Linked DNA regions of Homo sapiens: region 1 is linked to region 2. A link is an interaction called in ENCODE POLR2A ChIA-PET data of the cell type or tissue named here. Cell type or tissue: PC-3. All regions are shown on one strand. Links, peaks and the distances in the headings refer to the core of each region. The heading gives the core; the rest is flanking DNA.

What was found. ChIA-PET counts read pairs that join two places held together with the same protein. Peaks named below come from ENCODE experiments on the same cell type or tissue, not always from the same donor. Only the 100,000 strongest peaks of a DNase experiment are listed, where the experiment ranks them.
Region 1: POLR2A ChIA-PET joins it to region 2 with 7 read pairs; 2 of 35 experiments call an interaction of 5 or more read pairs at or near these places.

The regions. Positions count from the first base shown.
Region 1 is chr5:159,835,975-159,844,313 of GRCh38, forward strand. The region is part of intron 2 of LINC01847 (long intergenic non-protein coding RNA 1847); the gene reads right to left. Among named protein-coding and RNA genes, the nearest start is that of LINC01847, 31 kb to the right of the region's middle. In PC-3, for the core only: no CTCF peak of the experiment used is centred there; no DNase peak of the experiment used is centred there.
Region 2 is chr5:159,748,655-159,756,993 of GRCh38, forward strand. It overlaps LOC105377688 (a long non-coding RNA gene), which reads right to left. Exons shown (of 4, transcript XR_001742949.2): 2 at 3,087-3,155; 3 at 2,251-2,475. Among named protein-coding and RNA genes, the nearest start is that of LINC01847, 120 kb to the right of the region's middle. In PC-3, for the core only: no CTCF peak of the experiment used is centred there; DNase peaks (open chromatin) are centred at 707, 4,107 and 4,417; H3K4me3 peaks cover 688 bases; H3K27ac peaks cover 2,766 bases.

The DNA.
Region 1 (8,339 bases), core at 261-8,260, 87 kb after region 2:
GCCAAAAGGAAGGGGCAGACAAGCTTTCATATATTGTGGAGCTGAGGGAAGTGGTGGTGGAAAAACAGATGGTTTTCTTGTTGGGAAATAAACTTTAAGGAGAGAAGAATATGTCCTTTGAGTTTATTCATAAGTCCACAAAGCTCTGCTTTCTTAGCCAAACACACCACACCCCAGGAACCTTCAGATACCAAATATTAGCATCTTTCCACCAGAAAGGCAGTGCTCAGTGGTAGCATGTCAAGATGGAAGAGAGGGACAATTTTTTAAAAACGGGGAAAGTTGCAATGCTGATGAGAAGGAAGAATGATGGAAGAATCTAAATTTGTGGGATTTATCTAAACCAAATTGCAAATATCACCAAGAACAGAAAATTAAGCAAAGATTCCTTACAAAAGCAAGTTGATGCTCCCAAAGCATTGGCTCTCAACCCCAGGAAAGCTAAGACCACTGGGGCCCTGGCTTCAAAGTTTCAAATAGAGACACTAGGTCCATCCCAAAGATCTGGGTTCAGTAAACTGGGGATAAGGCCCAGGAATCGGCCTTTTTAGCAAGCACCAGGTGTTTCTGCCATCACTGAGAAACACTGCCCCATCTGGGTTTGGGGAGTAGGAAACAAGGCCAGAGGAAGGCTAGAATAGAGACTCATTGGGTCTGCACAGCCCCGAGCTGCATTCATACTGGGCTCCATTCAGACACCCTCAACAACTCCTTGCCAGCTCCCACTCTGTTGTCTGCTGGCAAAACCCCAGCCCTGAATAAATTCCACTTCCTACAAACCCTAGCAGCTCACACTGTGGCTACAAAAGAAGACACACACAGCTGACTGGTCTCACTTTAACTTTCAGGCCACAAATTTCAAATCCCTGCTGATCCTTGGACTGAAGCCAATGCCCCCCTCCATGCTGGGGGACCCTGTTGCTTCTCTCCTGCTTGAGGACTTTGCTGATATATTTCTCCCCATTCTCTCCTATGTGAACAGCCTTTCCTTCTTTGCTGGATCATTCCTTAGGCCTATAGAGACTCATGGTAATATTTCCCAACACCTTCACACCCACATCCCCCTCCAGCTAACACACTCTTTCCTATGCCTCCCTTAGTGCAAACTTCCTTGAAAAAATTGTCTCTTCTTGCCACCTTCAATCCCTCCCCCAGTCATTGTCTTTGCTATCTTCTTCAGCAAGGCTTCCAATCCTCTACTCTACTGAAAGATCTCCTTCTAAGGTCCCATCCAATTCGTGTCACCAATCTGATGGGTCACAAGCGCTTTTCCTCCATAATTCTTACCTGTGCTGCTAGCAGCATATGGCACAGTTGATCACCCCCCTACCTTGTTGGAACGCTTTTATCACTAGACATCTAGGAACCTACCCTGTCCTGGTTTCTCTATCAACTCTTTGGACTCTTTTTTTTTTTTTTTCTACCAGATCTTCCTGACCTGTTGATATAGGAGGGCCCCTGGGCTCTGCCCTGGGTCTTCCTCTCCCCAACTTCTATCCTTACTGTCTTGATGACCTCATCCAGCCCTGTGGTTTTAAATACCATCTATATCCTCACCCCAAATTTATATCTGCTGCCCTGGCATTTCCTCTGAATTGCAGATTGGATTATCTAACTTCTCACTCAACATTGCCCTTTGAACATCTTTTCAGTCTTCTCAAACTTAATATGTGCTAACCAAATCAAATTCTCAATTTCCCTTTCTCACTCCCATTTTTAAAAGTATATGCTCCTCCCTCAGTGTTTTCCTTTGTAGCAAATGGCACCTGATTCACCCAGAGTTTCAGGCTAAAACTGTATCATCCTTAACACATCTTTTTCCCTCACACTTTACCTCCAATCTCACAGCACTTCCTGTGCAATTCCATGCTCCAACATCAAAATACATCTTAAATTTGACCACTTTTCACCACCTCCACCCAACACTGTGGCCCATCATCCTTCCACTGGACAACTCCAGGAGCTTCTCACCTCCTCTCCCTGTTTCTGCTCCCATGGTCTGTTCACACAACAGCCAGAGGGGCCTTCTCCATCATTGAGTCAGATCATGTCATTTCCTTGACAGACACTTTCTCATCACACTTGGAATCAAGTCAAAAGCCTTTATCAGGAACAGCAAACTCCCACTCCAGGTTCAGCCTGCCTGACAAACCCATCATCCACCACTGTTCTCCTCACTCACTCTACCCCAGCCCTTCTTGCTGTCCTTCAAACACCCCAAGCTGAGCCTCACCTCCATGCCTTTGCCTCCGTTCTACCTGGAAGACGTTCCTTTCAGCTTTCCCTTGGCTCCTGCCTGCACTTCATGTCTCAACACAAACGTCACCATCACAGAGGGCCTTCTCCTCCCCACCTCATTTTCTCTTCTTCCTTCACCTTGCTTTCTTTTTCTTCATAACGCTTAAAACTACCCCTAGCAGGCTGAATAACAGCCCCCAGAGATGTCCACATCCTAAACCCTGGAGCCTGTGAATATGTTACCTTACCTGGAAAAAGGGGCTTTGAAGGGGTGATTAAGTTAAGGATCTTGGGAAAGAGAGATTATCCCGGATTACCCACATGAGCCTGATGTAAGCACAAGGGTCTTTATAAGAGGGAGGCAGGAAGGTCAGAGTCAGAGGAGATGTGAGGATAAAAGCAGATGTTCAAGTGATGTGAGGAAGGGATGAGCCGAGGAACACGGGCTGCTTCTATAAGCTGAAAAAGGCAAGAAAGGGTTTCTCCCCGAGAAGTTCCAGAAGGAACATCCCTATGCCATCACCTTGATTTCAACTCAGTGTGACACATGTCAGACTGCTGACCTCCAGAACTGCAGGATAATACATTTGTGTTGTCTTAAGCCACTCTGTTTATGGTGACTTGTGATGTTAACAGCAGGCAACTAACACACTAACTGATGCTATATTAATATTTCATATTTTTGCTTAATATCCTTCCCTCCAAAGAATGCAGACTCCGTGAGGGGCAGAGACTTAGAGTGTTCTTTGAAGCATTTCCAGCACCTGAAACATGCTCAGGCAACATCTAGAATATTTATTGAATGAATAAACAACCACTCCGAGTTGGTTGGGTTTTTTTCAATGATGAAAGACAAAGAAGAAATTGGAGCTTGAAAATAGAAGTGACAAGCCAGGCATGGTGACTCATGCCTGTAATCCCAGCACTTTGGGAGGCTGGGTGGATCACGAGGTCAGGAGTTCAAGACCAGCCTGGCCAACACGGTGAAACCCCGTCTCTACTAAAAATACAAAAATCAGCTGGGCGTGGTGGCAGGCACCTGTAATTCCAGCTACTTGGAAGGCTGATGCAGGAGAATTGCTTGAACCCAGAAGGTGGAGGTTGCAGTGAGCCAAGATCGTGCCATTGCACTCCAGCCTGGGTGACAGAGCAAGACTCCATCTCGAGAAAAAAAAAAAAAGAAGAAATTAGAAGTGACTAAGGGCACCCCAGAGCCTCCAGTGTACTAAACCCACACTACAAGTCATGTATGCCTGGAATTCACAAGGATGTTTTTTTCACCTATGAGCTTAGATGACTCCAAAATCTTTTTGCCCCCTGCTCTCGTCATATCTGAGCTCATTAAATTGCTTCGGTGCAATTGCAAACTCCCACATCACAGTTGCTTCTCCTACCCCCATCCTTACCACCATATGTACTTATATAGGTCACTTCTGGCAAAATTAGTAAGTATGAACTAAGACTTTTAAATGACTGTGGCAGCACCCAAAGATGTTAAAATCAAATGCTCTCCTTCTTTTTTTTTAACTTCGGCTTCCACCTCTAGTATAAGAGAAGATGCTTCCAGAAGCACTTAAGAGAAATCACTCCAACTCTGTGCTCAGTTTTCTGCCACTTGCAATGTGTTTCTTGCTCATGAAACTCATGATGGCATTTAGCTCCTCCACGGACACATCTGAGAGATAACTAGGTGAACAACATTGTAACTCACCACCTGGAAAATTATAGACTCTAACCTCATGGCACATCTTGAAATTATCACAGACTCTTGTTTCCCAGTTATGGAGAGCTCTCCTCAAACTGTCTTACCACAGAATGGAATGTGCTGGCTCACATGACCAGGTGGCCCTGCAGGGGCACTAAGTTTAGGCATGATTTGATGGTCATCAAGGCCTGGCCCCTCTCCATCTCTTGACTCTCCCCTCGCTATGATTTCTCCATTCTCAAGCTCTTCATGATGTCAAGAGGGCTATCCTCTCTCTGACTTACATCCTTCCTGCTTCAAACCCGGAGGAAAAGAGAGCCATGCTCCTTCCTCAGCAGTTCTCTTTGCCCAGAACCAGGTCCCATGTCCATCCCTAATAATTACTGTAGCCAACAATGTGATGCCAGACCTGAACCTCACAGGCTGATCCCTGAAGCCGAAGGTGAAGTCAACATCACTTCATCTAAAACACATGAATTGCAATTGGAATTCTAACAAGAGTTCTAAGAGGAAAATCAGGTGCAATAAACAACAGAATTCTGGAGGGGTGGATGCGTGCTGACGAAACAAAAGATGAGATCTCCCTGCGAACATCTCAGACACATGGTCAATCAACTTCTGCTAGTTCACTGCAAGGAACAGGGAACTCACTATCTTATGAAAGCAATTTACTCCATCTTTTATCATAAATTATTAGAAAAATCTTCCTTACCTCAGGTCACGCATAACTTGCATGAACTATCACTGACTCTGTTCTCAGAACAATACAGGAGTGTATTCAGATACATGACAGCCCTTTAGATATTCAAAGGCAGTTTTCAGAATTCTCTCAAGCTTTCATTCCATAGGCAAAACATTCTGATTCCTTCAACTGTTCTAATGACATTTCACCCTTCTTTTTATGAGCTCTGACTTGTCAACATCTCTCTCAAACTAGAGCAGAACCATTACATCCATAGATCTTGACACTGTAGAGTCATAGCTCACATAGAAAGCGGACTGTAAAGTTAGCACACAAGGCAAAAACTGAGTATTACCTAAACTGCCCTTGAAAGGGGTGCCACTTTGTAGAACAGTATTATTACCTCTCAAGAAATCCAACATCTTCAGATTTCTCCAGTGCTAGATCACTGTCTTTAGTGGATCACATGATCAATTGCTTGCATTTAGGAAGCCATTTGCACTCTAAACTTGGCATTAAAATATGTATCTAACTACAGCAGAATCAGACTCAACACAGAGAAGTACATATACTTGGACAGGCACAAATGAAATGAAAGTAGCAAAGGGAATAGCAGATTAATAAACCTCAGCTTTGATTCAACCTAGGGCATACACTCATTGAGTGATAGGGCAAGCTAAATTCTCCCTCTCTCAATATCTCTCTCTCTCTCTCTCTCTATCCATCCCTCTCTAATCCAGCAGCCCCATCCATGTCCATAGACTAGAAATAAGACTTGATTATACCACTATTTATAAAATCTAAAAACATTATCTGGCCAGGCACAGTAGCTCATGCCTATAATCCCAGCACTTCAGGAGACCAAGGTGGGAAGATGTCTTGAGACCGGGAGTTTGAGAACTGTCTGGACAAATATATATACAATTATCCACATTGTATTTTATATGGCAGTCACTTTATATTAGCTTATATTAAACTTACTCTCAACCAGATTTCTAGGGTTTATAATCTTGTAGCAGAAGGCCAATTATCAAGTCAGTTCTCCCTAATACTCCATTTATATAATCAATTATTGAAATTTGAATATAGTGCCTTAATATTTACTTCTGTTCAATTTCATCCTGCTGATTTTACCCATGATTCTTATCTATGATGATCAATTAAGGATCCCAATTTCATCACACTGTGCATTTTTACCCTTCCCAGCTTAGTGCCAGGGATGGATCTGATGAACTAGAGTTCAATCCAGTGTTGCTAAAAGTATGGCCCAAAAGAGGAAAATCTGAGTACAAAGCCCTGAGACAACCCATCCACCTCTTCATTCTTACTTGCCAGATACAGTTGGTCACTCCAAAAAAGAAAAAAATCATCCTAGTCATATATCCGAAAGAGATGCTGCCAAAGTTCTGCTGAAACCCAGACTCACTGTGCATGTCACTCCCCAGAGCACCAGTCTCACAACCCCTCTAAGACTAAATGAGTTCTTTCTGGCATGACTCTTAGAAACCAAACTGAAGTGCACAAACTACTCCTTAATCCAATTGCTCATCACATTCTATGCAAAAACCCATTCCAGAATTTTGCTGCCAGCTGCCAGCAAGTGGAAAGCTGTTCTCTCTCTTTCATTAAGGTCCACTAAAAATTATTCTCCCAATACTGCGCATCAAGGTTGGATTCATTCTAGGAGAATACCGGGAATACTAAAGCTGGGGCTGAAGGAGCGTAACTATCATCTAGTCCATGATAGATTGTGTCCATGTCACCGATGATTCCCAGTCAAAAAATTAGACATCCTCACCGCTGTCTTGTGACTGTCAGTGCCCTCCTGTGGGAGGGGTATACACAGGGTCAACCCTCTATATTTATGGTCTGCATCCATTCATTCAACCAGCTGTGGATCACAAAAACAATAAAAACAATACAACAATAAAAAACATAAATTTTAAAATACAATGTAATGACTAGTCACCTAGAATTTACATAGTAAAACCATGTAACGCTCATAAAGACATTTTGGTCAATCACAGACCACATATATAAGGGTGGTCCATAAGATTATAATACCATATTGTTACTGTTTATTTTCTATGTCTAGCTATGTTCAGATACACAAATACTTACCATTGTGTTACAAATGCCAACAGTATCCAGTATAGTAACATGCTGCACAGGTTTGTAGACTAGCTGCAATAGGCTATCCCATATAGCCTAGGTGTGTACGAGGCTGTACCATCTAGGTTTGTGTAAGTATAGTCTATAATGTTCACACAATGACAAAATCACCTAATGATGCATTTCTTAGAATGCATTTCCATCGTTAAGCAATAATTGACTATATATGGTATTATAAGTAATCTAGAGATGATTTAAAGTATACAGGAGGATGTGCATAGGTTATAGGCAAACACTACGTCATTTTAAATCAGGAATTTGAGCATCCTTGGATCTTGGTATACACAAGGGGTCCTGGCACCAATGCCCTGAGGATATTGAGGGACAACGGTACTTCCCTACCCTGTTAATGGTAGGCTCAGCTGTGCGGTTTGCTTTGGACAAAGGGATGTGAACATACATGAAGTAGGCTTTGTTCAAGCAGAAGCTTTAAGAGCCATTGCACAGCTCAGCAAGCCTCCATCAGAGCTGCACTTTCTACCTGGGCCCACAATGAAGATTCTCAGTCATCAATGGAGACAGGCAGCTGACCCATGTCCACAGCTAACTCTAGCAAGAAATAGACCTTTGTTACTATTGACCACTGAGATTGGGGATCATTTGTTATCACTGCAAAGCTAATACATAGTCCATTCTTGACCTTCAAACATAAGGAAATCAAAGCCCTAAAACTTTAGATGATTAGCTTGTTAGCATAGTTATCAGTAGTTATCAGTAGATTTCATAGCTCTCAGTAGAACTTGAATTCAGGTCTCCTAATATTCAGGTCATCCACTTACCTTGCAATGAATGAACATGAAAATGTTATCAAAGAATAAAGGATAAAGCTCTTAAAGATAATGAGGAAGCCATTTTAATGATGTTACTATGGTCACCCTACTGATATTAATAGGAGACCTGTAAGATAAGAACTAAGACATATTATATGAGAATTCAGACATTCAGGTGTACCAGCCACATCTTAAAAATGGCAAAGTTCATTCGGAAGTTTTTAGTTCAATTGCCATCACAGTCCATGTACCCACCATGGACTTATCACTCTCAAAGATACTGGGTGCTCAGGTGGAAATAAGACCCAGCCTCTCTCCCTAGAAACCTGTAGCCTAGTCTGTCATTTTTACCGTGTGACCTGTGGAAGACCTATCCCAGAAAGTGCTGATTGTAAACACGTGGGTGCACTGTATATTATTTTCTCCTTTCTCAAGAATTCATGATGAAGTTAGTTTAATAAAGCTCTAAGAAGTCCTATGGTAGAAAAACCTGCTCAACTTTATTTAAGCCAGTAAGTATCTCACCAACTTATTTGACTGTGGAATCCCCATTTTGAATAACACCTTACATCCTGCAGAACTTGTGTTCCAAGTACAGCCTTATGGAAACAATACCCCAACTCTGCTCCCAGTGATACTTACCCCTTCACCCCAATCAGGCCAGTCATAAGAAGGATGCCACCAAGACACTGTCTTTCAAAATTGGTTAGACCTTGATTTCCCCTTTCTCTGGTCCCCTTCTTTCATTTTCACCAGTAAAATTACTTCATCT
Region 2 (8,339 bases), core at 155-8,154:
TGCTTTATCCCCACAGCCTGTATTTGGGATTCATGGAAATACCTTGCCATTAATTTTTTTATTTTGTTATGTATTTTATTTGTTTTTATGTGGATATCAGGTAAACTGAAAAAGGGTACTACCAACGCTCTTATCTACCAAAGTCTCCTAGAACCCTTGATTCTTCTTTGATCACAGGATCCTGTTCAGATCTTGCTTCTCCTTGTGTGCATGCAAGACCACCAAAGTTACCCTACAAGGACTTGCTTCATGATCCACTGAACTCTGCTTTCTATCACTGATGATGGAAACATTGTGTTCTAGCGAGACAGGTTCATATTCCTTCACAACAGATTTTCAACTCAATTTAGCCATGAAAGAAGCTGCCAGGCAGAGAAGAGATCAAAGATCTTGTAGTAGGAGGCAGCTGGACTGGAAATTTAAGATCCCTTCCATCTCTAGTATCTTGGAGTCTCTGACAGTTCAGGAAGGACCCACCAAACATCCCCAGCTTCCTCTAATTAATCTTATCCTGAGAAAATAGTAAAAGTCTCTGGGGATTAGACCTCTAAGCCTTTGAATATGAGATTTCCAAAGGTCACCAGAACAAGACTGGAATCCTCTTCTCCCATTTTCATCATCATAGGTATGTAAGTGGTTTTATAAAAGAAGTTCCCATTTTTACTTAACTGAATTAGACACTATCCAAAGAAGTAAGCATTGTTCCTGCTTTTTATGAACTCATGGTCTGACTCAACAGTATAAATTGCCAGTTTTTATATTTGTTTTACTCATACTTTTAAGGAACCATGAAATAATATTTGGCACAAGAAGGAAAATTCTTATATGATCATAAGCATTAATGGCTTGTCAATGAGTTTTCCCATTTATAAAAAAATAAAACTTAAATACAACAAGGAGTTTTAGGATTTTGCTGAACACCTCTCACCAGTTATCTTTTGGAAAAATATTCAAGACTTTTTAGAACTCTGATGTTGGAGGAGGAAGAAAGGAGAAGATGTTAGCTTCTCTCTCTCTCGGCCCCTCCCTTTCCATCCTTTTCCAGGAGAAAAGAATAATCTGATGGATCTCATCTGAGGATGCTAATTAGGTCCCTATAATGTGTCCAAGAGTCACTGTGTATGTCATGTTTTGTTCTGGTGATAAAAGACATGTATTAGAGACCTAGAATATTCTTTTAGACTGCTTCCTGTTTTGTTCTATCAATAGTTTTTCAACCACATCCTGAGGACCCAAAAGATCTAAAGGACATCTGAGGGATCCTTAAAAATATTCTTCAAATTTCATGTTTAAATACATATAAACCACTTTAAAATCTGCAATAAACAAACATACCTTCAAATGTGCCACATATCAATTTTTAATGCTTTGAGTCTAACATATATATTAATGTATCTCACACTTTTGTGTCAAAGTATATATAAATCTTGAAATAAGTCTTCTGCTATCTTTTTATTAAAGAATTTCCTGACATTACAAGATGAACTGCTTTTAAAACCATATTATTATTACAACTAATCTGTTTGAGCCAGATTTTCTTAATATTGGATATATTAGATATGTTTTGGTTGCACAAGATAGAAATCCAAATCAAACTGGCCTAAAAGACAAAAGGGATATTACTGGTTTGTGTAACAGAAACGTCTAGGGGTAGCACTGGATTAAGTTCCAGCTAGATCCAGACACTTCAGTGGTGTCCTGTGCAGTCCTGAGCCCCTGCTCATCTGGGTAGTGCTTTCCCCTTGGTTGGCTTCTTCCTTTACGTAGTGCTGAGGTGTGGTTGCCCCCAGCAACCCCAGGCTGATGCTCTTCCAGCTTCGAGGCAGCAGGAAGAGCCTCTGTTTCCTGGTGCTCCTGAATCCCGCCTCCCAGACCTACCTCTCTAGCTGGGAGTGGGACCACCTACTCCAGAACGACATGACCAGAATTGGGGGTGGGGAGAGGTATGGAAAGTAGACAATAGAGACTAGGTCCACAACAGCAGTCCACTCTAGTGGGCAGGCTAAACAAATTACAGGAGCACACTGGACCCCAAGACTGCACTGTCCCCATTTGATATCTGTCTTTGATTTCAAACACCTGAGTTCCCCAGAATGGCCTCATTGTTCTTATATATTGATTGCATAATAGGTAAATATTATGCATTTGAATCTAAAAATAAAGTTAGGATATAAAATAGCTTTTTATCCATTTAAATACTTGGAGGTTCTACATAAGATCTGTCAAAAAAAAAAAGGGTGGGTTTGGTACCTTAAAAAAGTTGAAACTTATTACTGTACATGCATTTACTTCCAAGGTAAGTTCAGTCAATACAAAGGCTTCTTGGCCACACGAGCTCATGGTGATACCTGTCTCTTTTGTGTGTGTTTTACTCATTTGGATCTTGGTCTAAGAGGCTGTGAGGCAAAGCGGAAGCTTGTCATCAGAAGTTCAAGTCCAGGCTTTACTCGTTACTGTCCTTGTGACTTTCCTTATCTGCAAAATGGGAACAGTGACGGGAATCATAGAGGATAATTAAGCCAGAAGGTTTTGAGGGAAAGTTCTTTAAAATCAGTAAATGCTATGTGATTACAAAGTATTATCTTTCATCTTATGTTAATTATATATGTATGTTTGTTCAATGTGTTTATATAAAATTTAATTATCTATATATTTATCTAGTTCCCTTGAAGTAGATTAATTGCATTAATGACCTCATTTATTTATCCCTACCTTCATCCATATCCTTTGACATGCAGGTATATATTCCCTTCATACTGATTCTGCATTTAACCACATGACTTGCTTAGGCCAATAGTATGTTAAGTTAATGTGACACAAAGGCATGAAAAGCACTTGTACAATTGGGCTTGCTTACTCTTACTCCTGTACCTTTACCATGAGAACAGGCCTAGGCCAATCTGCTAGAGGATGAAACACATAGAACAAAAGCCATGTTGACCAGGCAGTCACGCCCATTGAGGTCATCCTAGACCAACGAATAGTCAGTCAACTCCCAGACATATGAGCCTAAACCAGAAGAACTGCCCAGCTGAGCCCAGCCTAAACTTCCAACTTGCAGATTTGTAAGCTAAATAAATACTCACCATTTTAATCCTCTAAGTTTTCGGGTTTTTTTTGCATCTTGTTGTGGTAATCAATAACTATTTCACTCCCTGATAAGGAGACCAAGAATTTTGTGTTACATCTTATCCATCACTGTGTCTTACAAACAGAAGTTAATAAATATTTGCTAATGGAAATATGTTAAGGACTCTCAGCTTTCATAAGGTGTCAAACTCTGAAGCTCTCCAATTTCTCCAACCCTCTAAAGTGATATGAGAGAAGTGGAATTCCAATATTATTTAAAGTTTTCTAACATTCAGATACTCTCTGAGGTAGTTTTTCTGCAGTACTTCATTTAATCTCCACAGTACCTTTGAGAGGCAGGTATGAATTTTCCCATTTTAAAGATGAAGAAACTGAGGATAAGAGAAGTGAAGTAAGTTACCTAAGGTCACACAACAAGAGTGGTAGAGCTGGATTCTCCCTGTAGGTGAGCCTGCTTCTCAGGCCAGTGCAATCTCTGCTACATTTGAATGCCTTACACCCCTTGCTCTAAGGGTTAGAACCACCTCATTTGGCCTTTCTCTAAATACCATCTTTTTCTCCAGTGGTGTCATATTTGTTTATCTTGGATCCTAGACCTTTATTAGATTTTATTTTCTCTCATCATACTGGAAGATAATCTATTTATTGATTAGCATACTTGTTTGATACTTTAAAAATTACAAATTGTTGATTTCCTTGTATTTGTTTCTAAGAAACTTTATTCATTGTAAATAAATGAGGGAAGAAGTTGCTTTCCAAAGATCTCGAGAATCTAGCATTTTCTTAGCCCAAATTTGGCCCTTACTCTGGGTTTCTGGCCCCAATATTTGAGTTGTTCTCCTCTCCACACCCAACAGAAGTTATTTTTAAGTTGCATTTTATCCAAAGAGCATTTTTCAAAGAATGCCTTGGAAGGTCCTGGAGTTTCTCTTCAGCTCAAGAACTGTCCCTTGGCCCCACCCCGTCAGTCTAGGGAGTTTATTTTGGTCTATGCAAGAGTCGCATGTTTTCTTTTGATGAAGTCATCTGGGTATTTTGCTTCCATGCCCTTGGTCCTATTTCCTTAAGAAAGGCTGGTCTCTCTGTGATCTGCCAGGGACAGAGAGGTGGGCCCTCTTTTCTGTCAGTTAAGAAGCAGAATCACCACGAAGACCCTGCCTCTCCAACCCCAACCACACCCATGGCTTCCCCTGGGTACCCCCCAATCCAAATCCTTCTCTTTCTTCTGAGCCCAGCCCATCCCCCTCTCTGCCACAGTGAGCTCCCTGACTCATGAATTTGTAACAATATCCCTCTTTTCTGAATGATTAGAAAACCTAAAACACTTGATTGTCTATTTATTTAGCACATACAGACGGTCCCCAGTGAATGATGATTCAACTTACAATTTTTCGACTTTACGATGGTGTAAAAGCACTACACATGCAGTACAAACCGTACTTTGAATTTTGAATTTTGATCTTTTCCCAGGCTAGCAATATGCAGGATGATACTCTCTCATGATGCTGGGCATCAGTGAGCCATAGCTCCCAGTCAGATGTACCATTAGAAGGGTAAACAACTGATAAGCTTCAGTGTGCTATATCCGATAAATTACCTAAGATAGTCAACACTTTATTATGAAATATGAAATAGGCTTTGTGTTAGATGATATTGCCCAATTCTAGGCTCATGTAAGTGTTCTGTGTATGTTTAAGGTTGTCAAGGCTAAGCTGTGATATTCATTGGATAGGTTAGGTATATTAAACATATTTTTTTAAAAAAAATTTATTTCGATAAGTTTTGGGGGAACAGGTGGCTTTTGGTTACAAGAGTAAGTTCTTCAGTGGTGACTTGTAGGATTTTGGTGCACCTATCACCCGAGCAGTATACACTGAACCCAATTTGTAGTCTTTTATCCCTCACCCCCCCACACACTTTCCCCTGAGTCCCCAAAGTTCGTTGTATCATTCTTATGCCTTTGCATCCTCATAACTTAGCTCCCATTTATGAATGACAACATGTGAGGTTTGGTTTTTCATTCTTGAGTTACTTTACTTAGAATAATAGTCTCCAATTCCATTTAGGTTGCTGTGAATGCCATTAATTCGTTCCTTTTTATGGCTGAGTAGTATTCCATCATATATATATAGCACAGTTTCTTTATCCACTCGTTGATTGATGGGCATTAGGGCTGGTTCCATATTTTTGCAATTGTGAATTGTGCTAGTATAAATATGCATGTGCACGTATCTTTTTTGTATAGTGACTTCTTTTCCTCTGGGTAGATACCCAGTAGTGGGATTGCTGGATCAAATGGTAGTTCTACTTTTAGTTATTTAAGGAATCTCCACACTGTTTTCCATAACGGTTGTACTAGTTTACATTCCCACCAACAGTGTAGAAGTGTTCTCTTTAAATGTATTTTTGACTAACACTATTTTCAACTGACAATGGGTTTATCAGGCCGTAACACCACTGTAAGTCGAGGAGCATCTGTACTTACTGGGTGTATACATGTGCCAGGCTATACCCTCATAGAGCTTACAGTCTACCATAGATGAAAAACCACAAATAAATATGATACATTCAGGTGGTGACAGTAATTATTTTAAACACAGGATAATGGAATGTAATAAACAGGAGGATGAGGAGGGTTACTTCAGATAGGGTGATCAGGGAAAAGAACTCTGGAAAAGTGACATGTGCATTGAAAGGACTCCACCTTTCCTCTGAGGGAAGAGTGGCCCAGGTGAAGTATATGATAAGTGCAAAGGCCGTGGGGCAGAAACTAGCCTGATGTGAGCAGAAAGAAGGCCTGTGTGGCTAGAGCAGAGAGGTAAGGGGACACTGGTGCTAGATAGGGTTGAAGGGGAAGGGTGGGCCTATCAAGTACACCAGAGGAATTAGTTTGGATTTTGCACTAAATTCAATGGAAGTATTGGAGGGTTTTAGGCATAGGAGGGATATCTAATTAATATTTATTAAAAATCTCTTTGACTGCTGTGTGGAGACTAGAATAACTAGAGGGATGCAGGAGGGTGATGGCTATTCTAGTAGAAATAATAGAGATTTGTACAAAGATAGAAGAAAGATTGTCATGATTTTTTTTACCAGCCTTTCCCTACATGTAATAATCTCCTTTCTATGTATATTAAGTTCATTTACTTTTAAACTTGGACTGTGTCTTGTATTTTGTTCTATTACTTACAAACCCAAGCCAGACTAGAACCAAGGCAGGTACTTAGATACGTGACCAATTAACTCTGTTTAATTAATTAATTTTTTTTTTCTTTTTGAGACTGAGTCTCAGTCTATCATCCAAGCTGGAGTGCAGTGGCGTGATCTTGCCTCACTGCAACCTCTGCCTCCCAGGTTCAAGTGATCCTTGTGCCTCAGCCTCCCGAGTAGCTGGGATTATAGGTGCCTGCCACCTCGCCTGGCTAAGTTTCGTATTTTTAGTAGAGATGGGGTTTCACCATGCTGGCCAGGCCTGTCTCAAACTCCTGACCTCAAGTGATCTGCCTTCCTGGACTTCCCAAAGTGCTGGGATTACAGGCGTGAGCCAATGTGCCCGGCTAACTCTGTTTAATTTTAAATTTCTATGTATTTAGATTAGGCATCTGGTAAACCACCCCTCCCCCAAACTGTAAGTTAAATTTGGAATGCACCTTTGAAGTCTTTGGGTCTAAGTCTACATTTCAATTTGCCACCTACTAAATCTTTGCATACCAACCTTCTTCTAGACTGATTCACAACAGAAATGCCCATGCCATTGGCACCAGTGTGAAGCAGTGTCTGCCTACTTGCAGATGTATGATTACCTGATAAAATAAACCCTGTCTTGTATAAGACATTCTCCTCTGGTCTCTGTACCTTGCAGCCACTCACAATCCTAACTGATATAATTGATCACTTGAACATTGTTCAGACATGCCTATACCTTCTTCCACTCTGTGAAACAGTCAATGACATATGGTGGTAGGTTCTGGGGCTCTGCCAGACACCCTTCCAAGGATTTCACACATTTACAAGGCAGCAGGTGACACCTGGGAAGTCTCCGGGCATTTTCAATGCCTCCTCTTCAACAATTTCCTCACTCACTGTCAGATCTCACATCTCACCAGCAAAGCTTATTATTCCAGGTGGCTAAACTCCTCCAGGTGAAGTGAGAATATCCTGACCTTTCTCTGTGAAGCGTCACTCTTTTTGTAAGCTCAAACAGTGTTGCTAATGGATGATGAGATGATCTACCGTGCACTTTGGTTCCTATAGGTTTCTTAGGTTTATTTGAACAAGTCTTTTCTCTGCCCCTGGTAGTTGGCTGGGTCGAGGAAAGGCAAGCCAAATAAAACCTCTGACAAACTTAAAGTTTCCTCTTTAGCTAGAGGGTACTTTTAGGGTAAGGGACTATTTGATTCTTTAGTATAAGATTTTTAGAAACAGAGGACTTTAGAGTCAGAAGAGCTCTTACACATCATCCAGTCATTTGGCAGAAGAAAAATGGGGAGCAGAAAGTTTAATTCCCTCTGACATTGGAACTATGCACTATTCTGAGTACCAAGGCAAGGCAATCTCATGTGCATAAAATATTATTTTACACTAGGCACTATAGTAGGTTTTATACACAAATTAATTTTATTTCTTCCTCCCAACAATTTTAGAAAACAAATGCTGATATCACTGTATTGCACAAGGGATAACTGAAGCCCAGAGTTTCAAAATCTTTAGACAATGTGGTAGCTTGCATTGTTATTTTCCATTTTCACCTCCTTCTCCCCATATTGGTATTTATCACTACCACATAGATGTTGGTCTTGGCAATTTGACTTGCTTTGACCAATGGAACATGAGCAAACACAGCATAGGTCACATCCATCCAAGTAAAGGCTTTTAATATGATTGCATGATTCAACTTGGTTTATTGTTCCTGTGCCCTCTGTTATGAGAAGTCATGTCCCAAAAGCTGCTTCTCCATTAACTTGGGTCTTGCAGTAAGAAATGAATCTGAGCCCACCAATGCCTGAGGAAGAGCTACAACTGACCTGTAGCCAACACTATGTAATATGAGAAAGAAAGAAATATTTTGTAAGCCATTGAGAGTTGGAATCTATTTGTTACACAGCATGGCCTAGTGAAAGGTAATGAACACAAATGGACAGAGCCGGGATCTATATCCAGACCTATCTGCTTCCAAATGCCATATCCTTTTCCCCACCAAACAGTCCTTTCTGTCCACTCCGGTATGCTTTAGCCTCAGTAGCAAATAC